2 separate regions of the Homo sapiens genome follow, and region 2 is linked to region 1. A link is a loop called in an ENCODE intact Hi-C map of the cell type or tissue named here. Cell type or tissue: IMR-90. All regions are shown on one strand. Links, peaks and the distances in the headings refer to the core of each region. The heading gives the core; the rest is flanking DNA. Region 1 holds the start of LOC105370102 (a long non-coding RNA gene). Region 2 has its middle 11 kb from the start of GJB2.

What was found. A loop is a pair of places that touch in the nucleus more often than their neighbours do. Peaks named below come from ENCODE experiments on the same cell type or tissue, not always from the same donor. Only the 100,000 strongest peaks of a DNase experiment are listed, where the experiment ranks them.
Region 2: it touches region 1 in a loop (2.0-fold over the local background); 2 of 110 quality-filtered maps call a loop at or near these places.

What each region holds. Positions count from the first base shown.
Region 1 is chr13:20,290,393-20,300,269 of GRCh38, reverse strand. LOC105370102 (a long non-coding RNA gene) reads right to left here and starts at 4,582. Exons shown (of 3, transcript XR_941720.2): 1 at 4,477-4,582. In IMR-90, for the core only: no CTCF peak of the experiment used is centred there; no DNase peak of the experiment used is centred there; H3K27me3 peaks cover 2,207 bases.
Region 2 is chr13:20,199,874-20,208,005 of GRCh38, reverse strand. No RefSeq gene overlaps it. Among named protein-coding and RNA genes, the nearest start is that of GJB2, 11 kb to the right of the region's middle. In IMR-90, for the core only: no CTCF peak of the experiment used is centred there; no DNase peak of the experiment used is centred there; H3K27me3 peaks cover 3,345 bases.

The DNA of each region.
Region 1 (9,877 bases), core at 955-8,954:
CGCGGAGCAGCGGTGTCCCCCTAGCCAGGAAACTGCCCTCCCCTTCTGAAGGGAATGGTAGCTGGTTCTCCAGTGAGGTTGAACCTGAAAGGCTCTGGACTCAGGGACACCAGGAACTGCTGAAGACAGGGAGCAGCCATCCTGAAAACAAGGGCTTCCGTGACTGTGTAGGTGCTGACCAGGGAAAAGTCTAGCCCTCCTATGAGACTTCCGCCAGTCACCCCGCTGTAGAGACACCAGCCAAAGCCCTGCCACGCACAGAGACTCCAAGCAACATTTTACTATGTGACTTCTCAGTATTAACAGTCAACTGCATTCTCCAAGAATGCTCTTAAAGGAAAAGATAAAACAAACTGAAAAAAATAAATCAGAGGAAAAAAACAATTCAGGAAGCAAGAAAATAAAATATCCCCAAACCTTCCACTATAATTAATATCCTCAAAGATGGGTATCATTTTCATGAACTAAGAAAGAAATGTTATGAAAATAGAACATTTAGAAAACAAGATAAGCTCTGAGAAGTTAAAAGTATGAGAGCAGAAATGTACAAAATAAATAGAGGCATGACATCACAGTCAAGGAAGACTCGGGCACCGAAAGAAAAAGTCCCTCCACTGAAACAGCCATAGCTGCCAAAGACTGTTGGTATCAGCTTTTGGGGGACTCTGGAATCTAATCTGAAATTTGTAGCAACCAAGGCACTGAAAAATGAAGAAAAGGCAGCTGGATTTCAATAAAACAGCAATGTGGCCCGTTCCCCTACCTGACTACGGTCCCATCCCCTAGTGGTAGTGGCTTTGGGGATGGTGGCCACATTCCTGGTGCAGCTTGCTGGTGCCAGGGACTAATACAGTCTGGTGGATCTGGAGTGTAGGGGGGAAGTCTACAAAGCAGGATGTGAAGGCCACAGTAAAGTCACAGGTGGCCTGGCTAGCACCGAAGGAGTGCCCTACTCTGAATCAAGCGGCAAAATCCGAGAAGGACGTTTTCCGCCTCTCTTTTGGCTTCAGGCATTTAAGGAAATCTCTCTCTCTGTTTAGATAGGATGATAAGATAAGAATGATCTCCCAGAAAGCAGAACAAAAAAGATAAATGAGCTCTGAGATATAGGAGAAAAAATATTTTTAAAAATCGAATAAGAAATCCAGGAAGTCCAAAATTAGAGTTCTAGGTAGAGCAGACTTAAGGAAAAAATGGAGGTAAGAAAAATTTCCCAATAAATAAAAACAGACTGACTGACACCATGAAAAATTGTGTTGAAACTTTAGAACATCATCATTCCAGAGAAGATCCTAAATGCTTTCAGCAAGGACAAATGAGGTCAGACACAAAGGACATGGAGTTGAAATAGCACTGGAAGAAGTCACGTCTGCCTAGGATGTAGAAAGCAGCACTGGTGTCTTCCCTACTGTAAAGATGAGAAAATAAACGTTTCTTGAGCCCCTAAGAGAACTAAGTTCATAAGGCAACCAAGTAAACTGGATTTCAAAGAGGCATCAGCCCCTCCAACGAGAGATGGACACACAAACCTTTGGTGGAGCAGAGGACAAAGAGAGAGATTGTTGCCGATTGGGTAAGAAGAAATTGGCTAAAATTTTAACACGTTTTTAAAGGCCAAGTGGGGGCAAGCACATGCAGTGCCTGTGGTGCAAGGAGAGTCTGTGCTTACTGGTGAGCTCATTTCCATGGGCTCCACAGTGAATCCTTACAAACACCCAGACCACAGGAAGAGGGCAGGAGCACAGAGGCTGCGGCAAGGCTGAGGAGCAGGTACCCCCTCCCACTTCCTTGGATGCTTCCCTGCTGAGACGTAAAAGCTACTGGTGCAGGGACTGTAGACCCTCTTGCCTGTTGCTTCTGGGGAAAGAGTAGAGGCCAGACCCATCTGCTTCAAGGAGAGAGGTGAGACAGCCCCTCCCAGGATGCAGACAAAGGGCTGGGTCACTGCTGGGGGATGGTGGAAGCAAAAACCCTATACCACTGGGGGACCGGGAGAACATATTTGGGGTTCAGGATCCTACATTTACAACAGGAAGAGGTCTGCAGGTGATGGAGGTGGGGGAGAAAACTCCCACCCAAATCCAAATGCAGATACAAGCAGCATGGTGGCCAAGGGGAGAAGGCGAAGGAATGCTTAACAAGCTCCGTCCCTGAGGCCCAGGTGCATAGGGCCTGCCTAAGACCGAGGTTGAAACAGGACAACAGAGAGCCCCGCCAAGCCCCCACCGCAAGTCCAGCTCTGAGTAACAAACGACAGCAATCTACTGCTCTGGGAGGGCCAAGAGCAGAGAGAGCCCCCTGTGTGCTGTGGTATAGGGATGGCCGAACGCTGAAAGGGAGCAAGCAAGAACACTGAGAAAACCCTCTGGCTCCTGAGTCCCTCTCTAAGCACCAGGCATGACAGCAGCCTGTCACAGGGGTATCTGAAACCCACGGTGCACTGAAGGTAATGACAGGAACAACAAAACTCCAACTCGGTAACTATCACACACAGACTTTAAAATACAGACGAAGGCTGGTGCAATGGCTCATGCCCATAATCTCAGCACTTTGGGAGATGGAGGTGGGAGGATCATTTCAGCCCAGGAGTTTGAGGCTGCAGAGCACTATGATCACACCAGCGCACTCCAGCCTGGGTGACAGAACAGGACCCTGTCTCAAAAATAAACAAGTAAATAAATACAGACTATGATTAAGTTGTTAAAAGATCCAGTAGAAAAGGTAGACAACAGGCATGAAGGGATGAGGAATTTCAGCAGAGATGGAAACCGTAAGAAAGAATCTAATGAAAAAGCTAGAAATTTAGAAACATGATATCAAATCAAATAATTCTTTCAGTGGATGAATTGCTAGCCTGAACACGAGCTGAGGAATGACTCAGTGAACTTGATGAGAGGTTCCAGAAAGACATTAGACTTCTCAACAGTCATAGTATGATCTGGAGGATGATTGCTGCCTTCAACCATCAATCAAGAGTGACTTTAAAGGTACTTTTGTACCTAAAGGGTCTCAAAAAAAAATGGATCTTTCATGCACCTTTTCTCAGGAACTTCTTGGAGTATATTCTCCACCAAAACGGGGGAGTCACCCGGAGACAGGAAGACATGGGTTCTCGAATCACGGTATCCAACAGAGGTGAGAGGCAAGGGAGGTTTCCAGGATGACAGTGACAGGAAGACGGCTATGGAAGTGGCCTAGAGGGAGAGGAGGACAGGGAGACAGAGGGCGGTACTGCCAGAAAAAAAATGGAGTGGTAGCTTATCTGAAGTATTGGACCACTGAGAGGAGTTTTATAGTCTGTTTGAATGTATGGGGCTGGATTAGTGAAGGGTACATTAAAACAAACAAACAAACAAACAACAAAAAACAAAAAAAAAAACTAAGCCAGCCAGCAAACACAGAAAGGACAAGAATTATTCTAGGAAAAAAATTAAAATGCCATACCAAAAAAAAAAAGGCAGATAATAGAGTGATGCCGCTCCAAGCAGGGAACTTCAGGGACGGATGGCCACCACCAGGAGCTAGGGACAGGCACAGGACTCAGCCCAGAGTCTCAGGGGACTGGTGGCTCTGCCAACACCTGGATCTCAGGCTCCTGGCCTCCAGATGTGTGAGAAAATTAATTCCTGCTGTTTTAAGCCACACAGTTTGTGGGACCTTGTTATAGCAGCCCTGGGCTGCTGATACGCTTACCCTTTTAAATAAGAATGTTCACACCTGAATAACTCTCAATTATCAACTGTCCAACTGGCCTCGCTCCTAATTGGCCAAAACATCCCTGTTGATAACCACGGACACACAACTCGCCGCAGCCTGGCTCCTCAACTCCACGGACCTCCACCTTCACTCATCAGCAGAGTACACCATGGGTTTTGTCACCACACAGACCCGCAGAAAACTCCCTTGAAGAAAGTGCCAAATTGTGGCAATTAAACACAGTATCAGTCATATATCGGCAGGGCCCTTCCTGCTGTAAAGGAGTCTTTTTTCTTCATTCCTTGCTAATCTCCAGCCACAGTCTCTGCAGCACCTGTTCTCCATCTTCCCGGAGCCCTCACTCAGGACTGGCTCCTGGGTCTGCTCAGTTTGTGCCCCCGCGCCTCGGGGAGCTGAGGTTCCCTCCGAGGCAAGTCTCCCACAGGCCCACCGCTGGGGAGCCCAGCTGCTTCATTGCCCAGGGCCTTTCTTTATCCTAGTCTCTAATCAAGCAGGCCTCCTCCTGGAGCTGGGTCAGCCACAGAAGCTGAAACACGGTGTAGTGGAAAGTTTTTTACTTTTTATAAATAAAATAAAAACTTTTTATAAATATAAATAAAAGGACACTTTTTATTAAGAAAGGCAGTTTTGCTTTTAAGCAACTTCAATAGCACTGAGAGACTTGACTGAGGGTGTTAGGAGGCTGCTTGGCCACAAACCCCACACTGCCAGTCCCCCTGGCCAGCAGCCTCACGCCCTGACCTCCTCAATTCCACTGACCTGCACCCGACTCCTCCACCAGCCACCAGAAGTATCACATCTTGTTCCTTGTCATGGCTTCGACCTGTTCTGCCCCCCAGGATGTCCCTGCCGGGAGATACCTCTCTGGACGGGAACTTCCTTGACTTCTGTCCTCCCACACTCGCACATTTGCTGAAGCTGCTTTCCTCCTCATCACCTGTGTCTAGCCCCTCCCTGTCCTCCTGCTCCCTTGTCACCCTCCTTTGAAGGTGATCATTGGCCTCTCCTCCTTCCCACTCAGAATTAGGCACTGTGGGTTGAAGATACTATGAGTGTATCATCATCACATTCAAATTACAATAGTTGAGAGTTACATTTGACTTTGGAATTCAGATGATACTGGTCCTGTTATTTATAAGTCTCATACTTTTGTGCTACATAATGAACACTATAAATAAGTGAAAAATGGGCTGGGCAAGGTGGCTTACAGCTGTAATCCCAGCTCTTTGGGAGGCCGGCCAAGGGTGGAGGATCACTTGAAGCCAGGAGTTTGAGACTAGCCTGGACAACATAGTGAGATCCCATCTCTACAACAAACAAACAAAAAGCTAAGCCTAAAAGCAATCCCAGCTGCTAGGGAGGCTGAGGCATAAGGATCTCTTGAGCCCAGGAATTCAAGACTGCATTGAGCCATGATTGCACCACTGCACTCCAGCTTGGGCAACAGAGCAACATCCTGTCCCTAAAAAAAAAAAAAAAAAGTAATAAACAAATAACAAAAAATGAACAGCATAAATAAGAGAAAAGATTATTCATAGCTAACATAATTATCCATCAAGAAGAGTTTTCATGGCAAAGGGCTCTGAAAGGGGCAGTTTGAGTGCCTCGTGGTTAGTGGAGGAGTTTTAGGAGATGGCTGCAGACCACATTCCCATGACAGACCCCAGAGAACATCCAAACTCATGGCAGTTTCCACAACGTGGCTGAAATTCACAAGAGCAGGGTAAGAGTGGATTCTAACAGTGAATAGAATCAAATGCCAAAGACAATGGTGGAATTGAAGAATACCCCAGGGAAAGTGAATCGGGAGGAAGTTGGCACATCAAGGATGGATGTGGACTGCATGTGCCACAGGCCTCCAGTGGTGGCGCTCACACTTGTATTTTTTTTAAGCAGTGGAACTCTTTCTTCAAGTTGAAAACAAACAAAAGCAGGACTCTGATTAAAGCTGAGGTCAGGGATCTAGAGCCCCCTCACCCCATCCCACTGAGTCTAGAGGTGGTTCCAGAACTCCTCCCTTACAGCCACAGAGATGAGAGCTGGCTGGAAAATTCACGACTCCTAACCCAACACTGTTGGCTACTACTGAAACTAGCTATTGGGTATAAATATTTACTAGAATATTTGTATTGAGCTATCTATGTGTGTGGACTTATAATATCTAGTAAATGGTTGAATCTGGGCACGCCTTTCTATTTGTGATTTTTTTCCTAAGAAACCTCAAATTCTTGTATTTTGCAAGTTTCCAGATACTGTTGCTTTTATTTGCTCTTAGCTTTGGCACCCACACACTCACAGTTGGGAGCCACCATCTTCAGTATCTCCCTTAATTATTTATCTATTCATTATATATTTAGTAAACAATTACTATTTACATATGTATACACAGTATATATATATACTGTATATACTGTAAATATATGTATATATACAATTCTCATATGTATATACATATGTAAATATATGTATGCAATTGAGAAACTAATTTGTTAATTTACATGTTACAAACTAACATATGTAAATATATGTATATATAAGCAATTGAGAAACTAATTTGAATAAGGCATAATCTCGGCCTCCACAAAGCATGGAGTCTAACAGGAGACATAATAATACCTGGCATGTGAAAAGCACTAGATTAGAAGCACGTGCAGGATATCATGGGAGCCCAGAGAAAGGGCGCCTGAATCAACTTACCGGCAGAGTACAGAGGTCCCGGGACAGGTGACAGAGAGATGACATTCGACATGAGTTTTGAAGGATAAGTGGGATTAAGCTAAAACCAAATGATTCACTGGAGAGATGGGTGAAGTCCAGATTGTGAAAAACTTTGTGCTTTATTATCTCGCATGTATATGACCTCCTCCAACAGACAAAACCGCAGAAATGGAGAACAGATGAGTGACTGCGGGTTGAGGGCCCGAGGGACTGCCGTGGGCTAGCACAAGGGAGCTTATTGGGGTGACTGAAGAGCTCTGCATCCTACCTGGTGTTCAGTGGTGGAGACATAAATCTATTCATGTGCTAAAATCCACAGAACTGTATGACCCCCCAAAAGATCAGATTTACTATTTGATCATTTCAAAAAAAAATTTTTAATTTAAATAGCTTAAACGTATATAACTTTATCAATAATCGCAATAGACTTTTTCACATTACTTGTGTATTACATGACTGTATAGAAAGAAACTCCAAGGGCATCAACCAAAAATATACAAGAAGTAATGAATGTATTCAGAGGGAATGGCTACACCAGGGAAAACTATAAACACTGTGTTCCTACTGGTCCTAAGAAAACACAGTGAAATTCTCTTTATGGGATGATTGAAAACAACAATAACACCAAATGCCTGAATATTCATTTACCTAGGAACAAAAGAAATGCATATCTTAGGGCTCAATTAATTTAGTGCTTTAATAAGAAAACCATGGCCCACTGCAGAATGATACGCATGTTGTGATCCTAATAACATTCTTTTAAATTTAGATGTGTCCACAGACAATACGTATGTCAGTGCACAAAAAACAAAAAAAAGCCACCAAAACAGGGGTTACCCCTGTGGAGGAAAGAGGGATGGGGCATGGGATGGCTCACCAGGGAACTTCCATTATTTATTACTTATATAATTCTCCATTATTTGACATTTTTGGTAGAATGCATTCATGTGTTGTCTGTGTAATCGCTCAAACAATAAGGTGAAGAAAACTAAGGCCCAGGTAGGAAGGTCACATACTTAATACACAAGTAATAAGAAAAAAATAGAGTAATAAGAAAAAATTATTTGTAAATTAAAAACAGCTTCACAGCATTTCTAGAACCCTGAAAAATAGAACCCCCCCCCGCCACGGGGAGTGGGGAGGCTCAGGCATGGCGGGCTGCAGGTCCCGAGCCCTGCCCGGCAGGGAGGCAGCTAAGGCCCTGCGAGAAATCTACCGCAGCGCCGGTGGGCTGGCACTGCTGGGGGACCCAGCATACCCTCCGCAGCCGCTGGCCCGGGTGCTAAGCCCCTCATTCCCCGGGGCCGGCAGGGCTGGCCGGCCGCTCCGAGTGCGGGGCCCGGCAAGCCCACACTCACCCGGAACTCCAGCTGGCCCGGCAAGCGCCGCGCGCAGCCTGGTTCCCGCTCGCGCCTCTCCCTTCACACCTCCCTGCAAGCTGAAGGAGCCGGCTCCGGCCTTGGCCAGCCCAGAAAGGGGCTCCCACAGTGCAGCGGTGGGCTGAAGGGCTCCTCAAGTGCCGCCAAAGTGGGAATCCAGGCAGAGGAGGCGCCGAGAGCGAACGAGGGCTGCAAGGACTGCCAGCACGCTGTCACCTCTCAATACCGTCTGTTTATATACTTTGAAACGGTTTATATAACATGAAATTTCCATCCTTCAAAAACTCTGAAAACCCTTGCACACTGTTGGTGAAACTGTAAAATGTTGCGACTGCTATGGAAAACAGTATGGCAGTTCCTAAAAACATTAAAAATGGAATCACCACATGGCCGAGCAGCTCCACTTCTGGATATCTGTCCAAAAGCACTGAAAGCAGAATCTCAAGAGATAGTTACACATCGTGTGCAAATATGCACATGTTCATATCAGCTCTATTCACAATAGCCTAGAGGCTGAAGCAACCCACATGTCCATCAACAGATGAATAGATAACAAAAATGTAGTGTATACATACAAGGGAAACTTTAAAAAGGAAGTAAATCCTGTCACGTGGTACCACATGGAAGAACTTTAAGGACATTATGCTAAGTGAAATAAGTCAGTCACAAAAGGACAAATACTGTGTGATTCCACTTATACGAGGTACCAAGAGTAGGGATATTCATACAGACAGAAAGTAGAATGGTGGTTACCAGGGGCTGGGGCGGGGGAGAACAGGGAGTTATTGTTCATGGGTACAGAGTTTCAGATCTGCAAGATGAAGAAGTTCAGGAGAGGGACTGTGATATGCATGGCAATGTGATGGAATTGATGCCACTGAGCTGTAAACTCAAAAACAGTTAAGATAGCAAAGTTTATGTTATGTGTTTTTTATCACAACAAAAATTAATAACTCAGAAAAATTCTTTGGTGAGACAATTGGGATTAATTACCCTTGGGTCTTAATAGCAGTTCCTTAGAGAACAAATCTATTGCCTTTTCTTTTGGGCACGTTTTCTTTATAGGTTAGTTAGTCTCACCTCAGAACCACAAAATGTCAGAGCTAAATGGGACCTGAGGGATTGTCATTTGTATCAGAAATTAAACACCTGCAGGGGCCTAGCAGCCACCCGACAGCAAAGTACAGCTCAAGGAAGCACAGTGGAGGGCCACGCCCATCCACAGCTGCTGCCCAGCTGCAAGCCACGTGCCACAGCAGTGGGGCCCCAGAACACCACGTTTACAGGTGGAATCCCCTAACTTTAAAAATATTAGCTACTAATTAAGAAAAAAATGTTAACATTGGAATGGCTAACATACACAGGTGCATGTGCGCACACACACACACATGCACACACGTATGTGTGTGCATAAAGAGGAGAGGCAGGGAGGAGGGAAGGAAACAGACGCCCTGGGCTTGGGCTTGCAATATAATATAATATTTTTAAATATAAGAAAGGTAAGCACTGGGCAAGGTCTTTTGTGGGGGTTGAGACCACAACCTAGCAGTCTACTGTGCTCAGTGGGTCTTCAAAAGCCCCTGAAACCTGATAGTATAACATTGAAGTCTGCAAGTACAATTTCATCTCTGCATCTTCCATGTCTCCACTAGTTTTTGTTATGCATTTAGTTGAACTTGGCCTTGTTCCTTTAATTTCTCTGCCCTTCAGTTTCTGTGAAATGGAGATTGTCATTCCTAACTTTATAAGGTGGTTTTGAAGATTAAATGGAACAATACATGCAAACACAGAGTCTGAACCTGGCATTTCATAAATGTCAACTGCTATTATTATTTTAAGTGCATGACTTAGAGCCACAACTGTGTAAGGCATTATAAGTTGCTTTATATATAGTCTCTCATTTTATACTTTCAAGAAAACTGTTCTTCCTATTATACATATGTAGAAAGAAACTGAGCTCTAGATAGAATAATAACTTATCCATAAAACAAAATATAAGTTTTAGGGGCTGAATGGTATCCAGTTTGATAAATGGAACACAATTTGTTTAACCATTCCTGTAT
Region 2 (8,132 bases), core at 1-8,000, 91 kb after region 1:
CATCCCAGCACCCACCTTCAGAAGGTCGAATTCAGTCAGCCCGGGATGGGCTCCAGAATCTGCATTTTGATAAGTCCCTCAGGTCATCCTCATCTCATGCTGGTCTTCAGAAACGCTCCCAGACACATGCCATTTCGAGCGGCCCGTAGAAATAGCTGTGCCTCTCTGAAACAGTTCCACTCTGGACCTGCGGCTGTGAAATGTGGGCTGCATTCAGTCATTGGTGTGTAATCACTATAGACAGACCCTTTTCAGCCCTATGGACTGAAAACATGAGTTTGTTTTTCAGCAACCTGTTCCACGCGGGGATGGGGTTGGAGGGGTCAGGCAGTCCCCGCCCTGGGAGGGCCACCGTGTCACCAGCTGCTGCCCTCCCTGCCTGCCCTGCGCATCTCCCCAGCGAGGACTTCTCCAGCCTCCATCTCTAGGCATTGGATGGGCCCTTAGATATCCAGCCGTAAGAGATCGAAAGAACGATAAGTCGTTCTTTCTTTTTTTTTTGGAACAAAGATTTTCTAGGAAATTTAATCTTTTTTTTTCTTTTTTCTTTTTTTTATTATTATTATACTTTAAGTTTTAGGGTACATGTGCACAATGTGCAGGTTTGTTACATATGTATACATGTGCCATGCTGGTGTGCTGCACCCATTAACTCGTCATTTAGCATTAGGTATATCTCCTAATGCTATTCCTCCCCCCTCCCCGCACCCCACAACAGTCCTCAGAGTGTGATGTTCCCCTTCCTATGTCCATGTGTTCTCATTGTTCAATTCCCATCTATGAGTGAGAACATGCGGTGTTTGGCTTTTTTGTCCTTGTGATAGTTTACTGAGAATGATGATTTCCAATTTCATCCATGTCCCTACAAAGGACATGAACTCATCATTTTTTATGGCTGCATAAGTCGTTCTTTCAAACACCCTGCAGTCAGCTTCTCCTCACGAGAAACCACATGAAAGCCCTCGGGGAAATGCCTCTCGGGATCTACTTTTCTTTGTGTGTATCCTACTTAGCCTATCGGTTTCTGCTTCCTGTGGGGCTACAGCCGTCTCGTCTTTTTCTGCTGGCTCCTTTGCTCTGTTCTCCAGTGGCTATCTTCTTTCTCCTTTCTTTCAAATGTTCTCCCTTATCTTCTCTGATACAGACAGAAGGTCAGGAGCCACGCCCATTACACTGACAGAACCCGATGTCCTGATGCGCTCTGTGCCTCCCAGATTTGGATGTGGATGCGAGGCGAGCTGGCCAGAGAGCAATCATTTCAGCGAGGGTCGTTATTCCCATCTTCTCTCTTAGGACGGAGGTAGGGGGACTTCTGGCCCCAAATGTTCCTTCTTCCAGCTGTGGCTGCCTCCATCCCGCAGAGTGAGCCTTTAATTTGGAGATCCTAATGCCCCAGTGCTGTGCCAGGCACAGTACACGTTCTGCATGGAGGACGGTTTACGCTCCCCTTACAGAAGAGGAAGGACACTCAGAAGGCTGAACTGTTCTGCCTAAGGTCACCGAGTTGCTAAGGCAAGAAGCAGCCTCCAATTCCTGCCTTACTGATTTCTGGGATGTGAAACCAAAAGGGTGAGGCGGCAAGCCCCGGCTGCCCTCGGGGGCTCTTCCCAAGTGCTCTCTTAGGTTCTCCCTCAATCACACAGACTCAGGAGAGCGCACAGGGCAAGGTGGGAAGACACCTGTGAACTGCATATGACAGGGAGGACCCCAAAGGCCTCCTGCCTGGTGTAGTGCGTCTGCCCCACCTAGCTGCCATCTGTCTCCTCATCTAGCACCAGAAATTCATTCCCACAGGCCTTACCAAAATCGTAAACAGAGATCCTTTTTGATGCAGTAATCCCACTTTTAGGAATTTACCCTGCAGAAATATTCAAGTGCAAAAAAAAATAAGGATGATTTTGCAAAATTATGTATAATAGTATAAAAATGGAAATGACATATATATCCCTTATTAAAGAATAACCCAGAAGCATTAGTTAGTATCTGGAAAACATTTACTCATTTATGTAAAGAATAGCTGTTAAACTGTTGTAAATGGGGGAGGGGAGCAAAGACAGAATTTATGAAAGAAAGGGAAGGGAAGGCAGAGGGGAAAACATGAACATCATGAGAACAGTGAGTTTTGGTTTTTTGTATTGTTCAAAAACTTTGAGAGTTTCACTGTGGGGTGCACTAGTCAGGCTGTCTCCAGGCAACATCGCTAATGTCCTTCCATTCATGCCCCTCAGTGAAGCCTTGTCTACCATGTTTCCATCATCAGAATTTTCTCACAGTTAGTAAGGAAAAGGTTAAATAAATTATAGTGGAGCTATGGAACAGAACAAGGTAGATCTCTGCACACTGACAGAACTGAAAAACATGGGCTGTGGCCACAAACCTCCGTGTGTGTGTGTGTGTGTGTGTGTACAGAAGAAGAATGAACAATCATACACCAAACTGTTCATGGGGAGGGAACAGGGATGACTTTTACTTTTTATTCTTTTAGTTTTTATTCTACCTAATTCTGTAGTTTCTTTTCTTCTTCTTCTTCTTGTTTTTTGAGACAGAGTCTCTCTCTGTTGCCCAGGCTGCATCGCCATATCTGCTCACTGCAACCTCCGCCTCCTAGGTTCAAACGATTCTCATGCCTCAGCCTCCTGAGTAGCTGGGAATACAGGCGTGTGCCACCAAGCCCAGCTAGTTTTTTGCATTTTTAGTAGAAACATGGGGTTTTGCCATGTTGGCCAGGCTGGGCCCGAACTCCTTACCTCAGGTGATCTGCCTGACTCGGCCTCCCAAAGTACTGGGATTACAGGTGTGAGCCATCATGCCCGGCCCTAATTCTGTAGTTTCTTAATTTTTGCTGATTATATATTACTTATTTCAAAAATTATAAATGAGAATTAATTTACCCTTAAAAGAAATTTTCTTTGTATTGAAGTATTTCATCAGTAAATAGGTTTTCTCAGCTGCAGGTATAGCCATTCTACTTGTGGAATTATCAAATTGCTTCCATACTAGTTGGAAATAATATGATAGAGACTACAACAAGAAAGAAGTAAACTGAATTAATAATGTATGGTGAATGCTATCATAAACTCACAGATCCAGCTAATTGTCCTAAGATATCATACAGCCCATTGACAAATGGGCCTCGAGGGAGAGCCCGAGACACCTGAGACGCCCCCACAGGTGTCCCTGCCAGCTCAGCCCCCATCTCACAGGACAGCGTGGCTGCTACATGCAATGTCGGGCAGCCCCGCACACTGTAGAGAATCACCAGGCTAATGTTATCCTCAAATTATGTCATTGTTACTTTTGACTAATGATTAATAAGTTGTCATTCTTCTGTGAGTAGTAAGGGAGCAGTATTTTATAGTTATAAATTCAGAAACCTAGAATAAAATATTAAAAATAAAACCTCAGAAATAGGAAACAGACTTTGGATAATTTTTAATATTCCTTTTGAATATCAAAAACAGCAATCTTCAGAATCTGTAGGAGAAAAAAAAAGTGAATTATAGCCTAGAGTATCTCTTGATAGTCTAAACAAAAGCAGAATAGCCTAGAACATTTTTGACATTGTGTAAGAATCAGTAATAGTTTGTATTTCAGAAATAAAATGCAGTTTTATTGTTTCAACAAAAGTAGCGGCTTATTGTTGCTAGTAACATAACCACTGGATAAAAATGATGCTCAAAAGTCCTATTATTAAAAGCTGAACATACATACATTTTATCAAAATAGTAATTACTTCTATTAAAGCTCACAACTCAATAAATGAAAACTTATACCCATGAATGAATAAAAACTTAAAAGTCTATCCTAAATAAGTTTCACATAATAGGTCATCTGAAATAATAAAAATATCATTTATAAGGGAAATTTAAAAACATTTAGTAAGTAAAATAAGAAATTTTAACATTATCTACTATATAATTTTAAGTAATCGAGCAGGTTGTTTCTGGTTGAAATAATGGTGAGTTAGTTTATCCAAAACAAATGCTACTGCTGAGAAAAAGAGAAGTGGAGCAATGTAGACAAAACATCTGTTTGAAAGCATCAGAGGGCTGCCAAAGTAGCAAGGGCTTGAAGATCCCAGAAAGAAAGAAAAAGCAAAGGGATAAGACAGTTGCCGATTTGCAAAACAAGGAATAAACAAGCAAACAAAAACCCTAAATAGATACCCCAGGCTTTCAGTTCAGACATTGAAAGGGATAGCTGGGAGAAGGACTCACCTGGAAATTGGCTGACGCTCACCAAGACTAAAGCCAAGCTTTGAATTCGCTTAATCTTTGGCTGGATTAATAGTACTTTCCCTACCCCAACTGCCTTCCAGAAGCAAAAATAAATCCTGCTGGGAAGAAGTTAGCATCAGCCTGGGCCTCTATGTGCTGCATTCAGACTCATTCTCCTGTTGGCCACCATAGAGCCACTCTCTACTCAACAGTGCCAACCTTGAGTTCTATCTTTATTTCTGGCACTTCGAGACCTGCCTTTCTTTATTTCTTTCACTTAGTTATTTGTCAAGGTTTTTATGTGATATTTTATTGAGAATTATTATATTTAATGTGGGAAGAGAAACTTCTTGGACAGGTCCTACTGACATGTTGCAGGAAGTCGAAGTCACCTAAATGAATCTTCTAACTCGGTTTCCAAATCTCTTTAAATTAAAGACATACATATAGTCTTCAACAGTTTTTCCTGGCCAGGTGCGGTGGCTCACGCCGTTTGGGAGGCCGAGGCGGGAAGATCACCTGTGGTCAGGAGTTTGAGACCAGCCTGGCCAACATGGTGAAACCCCATGTCTACTAAAAATACAAAAAAATTAGCTGGGCATGGTGGCACACACCTGTAATTCCAGCTACTCAGGAGGCTGAGGCACAAGAATTGCTTGAACCCGGGAGGCAGAGGTTGCAGTGAGCCGAGATAGCACCACTGCACTCCAGCCTGGGCGACAGAGTGAGACTCTGTCTCAGAAAAAAAAAAAAAAAGTTTTTCGTGAGTATTGAAAAGATGGTTATGAAGTACATCTTTTTCTCTCTTCTTTCCTGCTTCTCTATTACTATTTCTTAATATTCCTATAGGTGAAATAAAACTCAAAACTACAGCTTTTCTACTTGTTAGAAGGTTTCATAAAACATCTTCTGGAGGAAGAGATTGGTACTGATCTCGAATGCAGGGCTCAAGAAACTTCACCCACATACTTCTTTCCAAGGACCTCACACACCCACCCTGTTATGCCACCTTAATTTAAATTTTTGCTCCAGTAATTAACAAGAAAAAAAACAAAATATATGAAGGAATAATAAGAAGACACACATTTTCTGAAAATAAAAGCTCTAGTAATTGGTCAGTGAGAAAAATCAAAGAAATAAGAAGAAGACACACATTTTCTGAAAATAAAAGCTCCAGTAATTGGTCAATGAGAAGAATCCTCTATCACTCATTTCACATCAACGTGTTTAATAACTATCAGTGAAAAATTTTAAACTGGTTTAAATTTTTTAAACTAGTATAAATCTGTTGGCAAAGGTGTAGAAAAACAGGTCTTCTCATTGCTGATGGAATGAAAATTGGTTCAATCCCCATGGAAGGCAATTTGGCTATATCCATCAAAATAACAAATGCATGTACATTTTGACCCATCACATCTAGTTTGAGGACATTATCCTCCAGAAGTACTTGCATAAATATATAATGACATATGTACATGACAAATAATTAGAGTACAATTTGTATTATTTATTACTTAAATGTTAGTAGAATTCACCAGTGAAGCTATCTGGGCCTGGAGTTTTATTTGTGGGAAAGGTTTTTGTTACAAATTCAATTTTCTTAATAGATACATTTTTTCATTTCTGTTTGTGCCCATTTTGATAAGTTGTATTTTTCAAGGAATTTAAATTTGTTCACTTCAATCAAGTTATTGAATTTATTGGAAGAAAATTGTTCCTACATTTTATTATTAACTTTTTTAGTGTCTGTAGGATCTGTTGTGATTTCCCCTCTTTCATTCCTGATGACATAGTTTATGTTTTTTCTCTTTTTTCCTTAATTACTGTTGCTTGGAATGTTATGGACAGAATTGTGTCCCTCCAACAATCATACATCAAAGCACTACTGTGCAGTGTGATGGTGTTTGGAGACTGAGCCTTTGGGAGATAGCTAGGTTGAGATGAGGTTATGAGGGTGTGGCCCTCATGATGGGATGAGCGCCCTTATAAAAAGAGACACCAGAGAGCTTGCACCTCTCTCTCTCTCTGCCATGTGAGCACACAGCAAGAAGGCTACCATCTGCAAGCCAGGAAGAAAGCCCTCACCAGAACCCAAGCATACTGGCATCCTGATCTTGGACTTCCAGCCTCCAGAACCATGACAAAATAAGTTTCTGTTGTTTAAGCTACCCAGTCTATGGTATTTTGTTATGGCAGCCCAAGCTAAGACAAAGAGTTTATCAATTTTATTAATATTTTCAAAGTATTAAACTTTGGCTTTGTTTGATTTTCTCTATTAGTTGCCTTCTACTTAATTGATTTTTTTATATTTGTTATTTCCTTTCTGTACATACAATGAGTTTCATTTGTTCTTTTTTCACACTTCTTAAGGTGGAAATGTAATAGTCAATTCTAAATTTTTCTTCTTTTTCTAATATTTATTTTTAATATTTAAGGCAAAAATTTCTCTGTTAGCACTGCTTCAGGTACATACCCCAAATTTTAATATTTATGTTTTCATTTTCATTGATTTTAAACATTTCAAATGTCTCAAAATTCCTTCTTTTACTCATGGGTTATTTGTTATTTAATTTCCAAATGTTTGGTATTTTCTAGATATTCATATATCTAGTTTAATTCTGCAACAGTCAGAGAATATATTCTGTGAGATTTCTATTCCTTGGAATTTATTGAGACATTTCATAGTTCAGCATGTCTTTTCTCAACAAACATTTCACATGCACTTGAAAACGATGTGTATTATGCAGTTGCTAAACCTGGTGTTCTATAAATGTAAGTGAGGCCAAATTAGCTGATAGTATTCCTTAGATCTTCTATATCCTTACTGATTTTTATTATATACATGTTCTGTCAATTACTCAGTTATTATAACTATGAATATGGATTTGTCATTTTTCCCTTTGGTGTTCTTAATATTGCTTTGTGTATTTTGGATCTCTGTTACTTAGGGAATACACATTTAAGAGTGATGTCTTCTTCTTTTTTTTTTTTTTTTGAAATGGAGTCTCGCCCAGTTGCCCAGACTGGAGTGCATGGTGCGAACTCAGCTCACTGCAACCTCCGCCCACTGGGTTCAAATGAATCTCCCCGTCTAGCTGGGATTGCTGACGCCCACCACCACGCCCAGCTAATTTTTTGTATTTTTAGTATAGATGGGGTTTTGCCATGTTAGCCAGGCTGGTCTTGAACTCCTGACCTCAGGCAATCCGCCTGCCTGGGCCTCCCAAAGTGCAGGGATTACTGGTGTGAGCCACTGCACCTGGCCAAGATTGATGTCTTCTTGATGAAAAGACCCTTTTACCATTTGAGATGTCTTTTTAACTCTGTTAGTTTCCTTGTTTTGAAGTATATTTTGTACAGTAAAGCCACCCCAGCTTCCCTATAATTTAAGTTTGCATTGTGTATGTACATTTTCCCATACTTTTATTTTCAATATGTAGTGTATCTACTTCTATTGACTGTTTTTTTTTTTCCTCCTGATTATGGATCTCATTTTCCTATTTCCTCACGTCTTGTGATTTTTTTACTGAAGGTTAGACATTGCATATAAAAGACTCTCCAGGAGTGTTTTGTTTTTGTTTTTTCTAGTGAGTGCAAGTCCTTTTCTCTCTGCCAGCTGGCTGGAATGAGAATCTGATCAGATTTCATCAAGAGTCAGGTTGAGCTGAGACTGAGCTGTAGTGTTCACTAAATTGAGTGCACCACTGATATCTAATGGAAACAAGGACGTTTTACTTTGCTCCTCAGCCTAACCTGAATTTCCTATGCCGCCACTGTATAATGGCTAGTTTCTTTGGTTTTACTACTGTTCAAACTGGAAGCAGGTTGAGACATAGATTTCATATCATTTGGCTTACCTTGCATCTAACATGGCTCCAAAATTCAAGCACTATGAAATTGTTTGTTTTCCAGCCT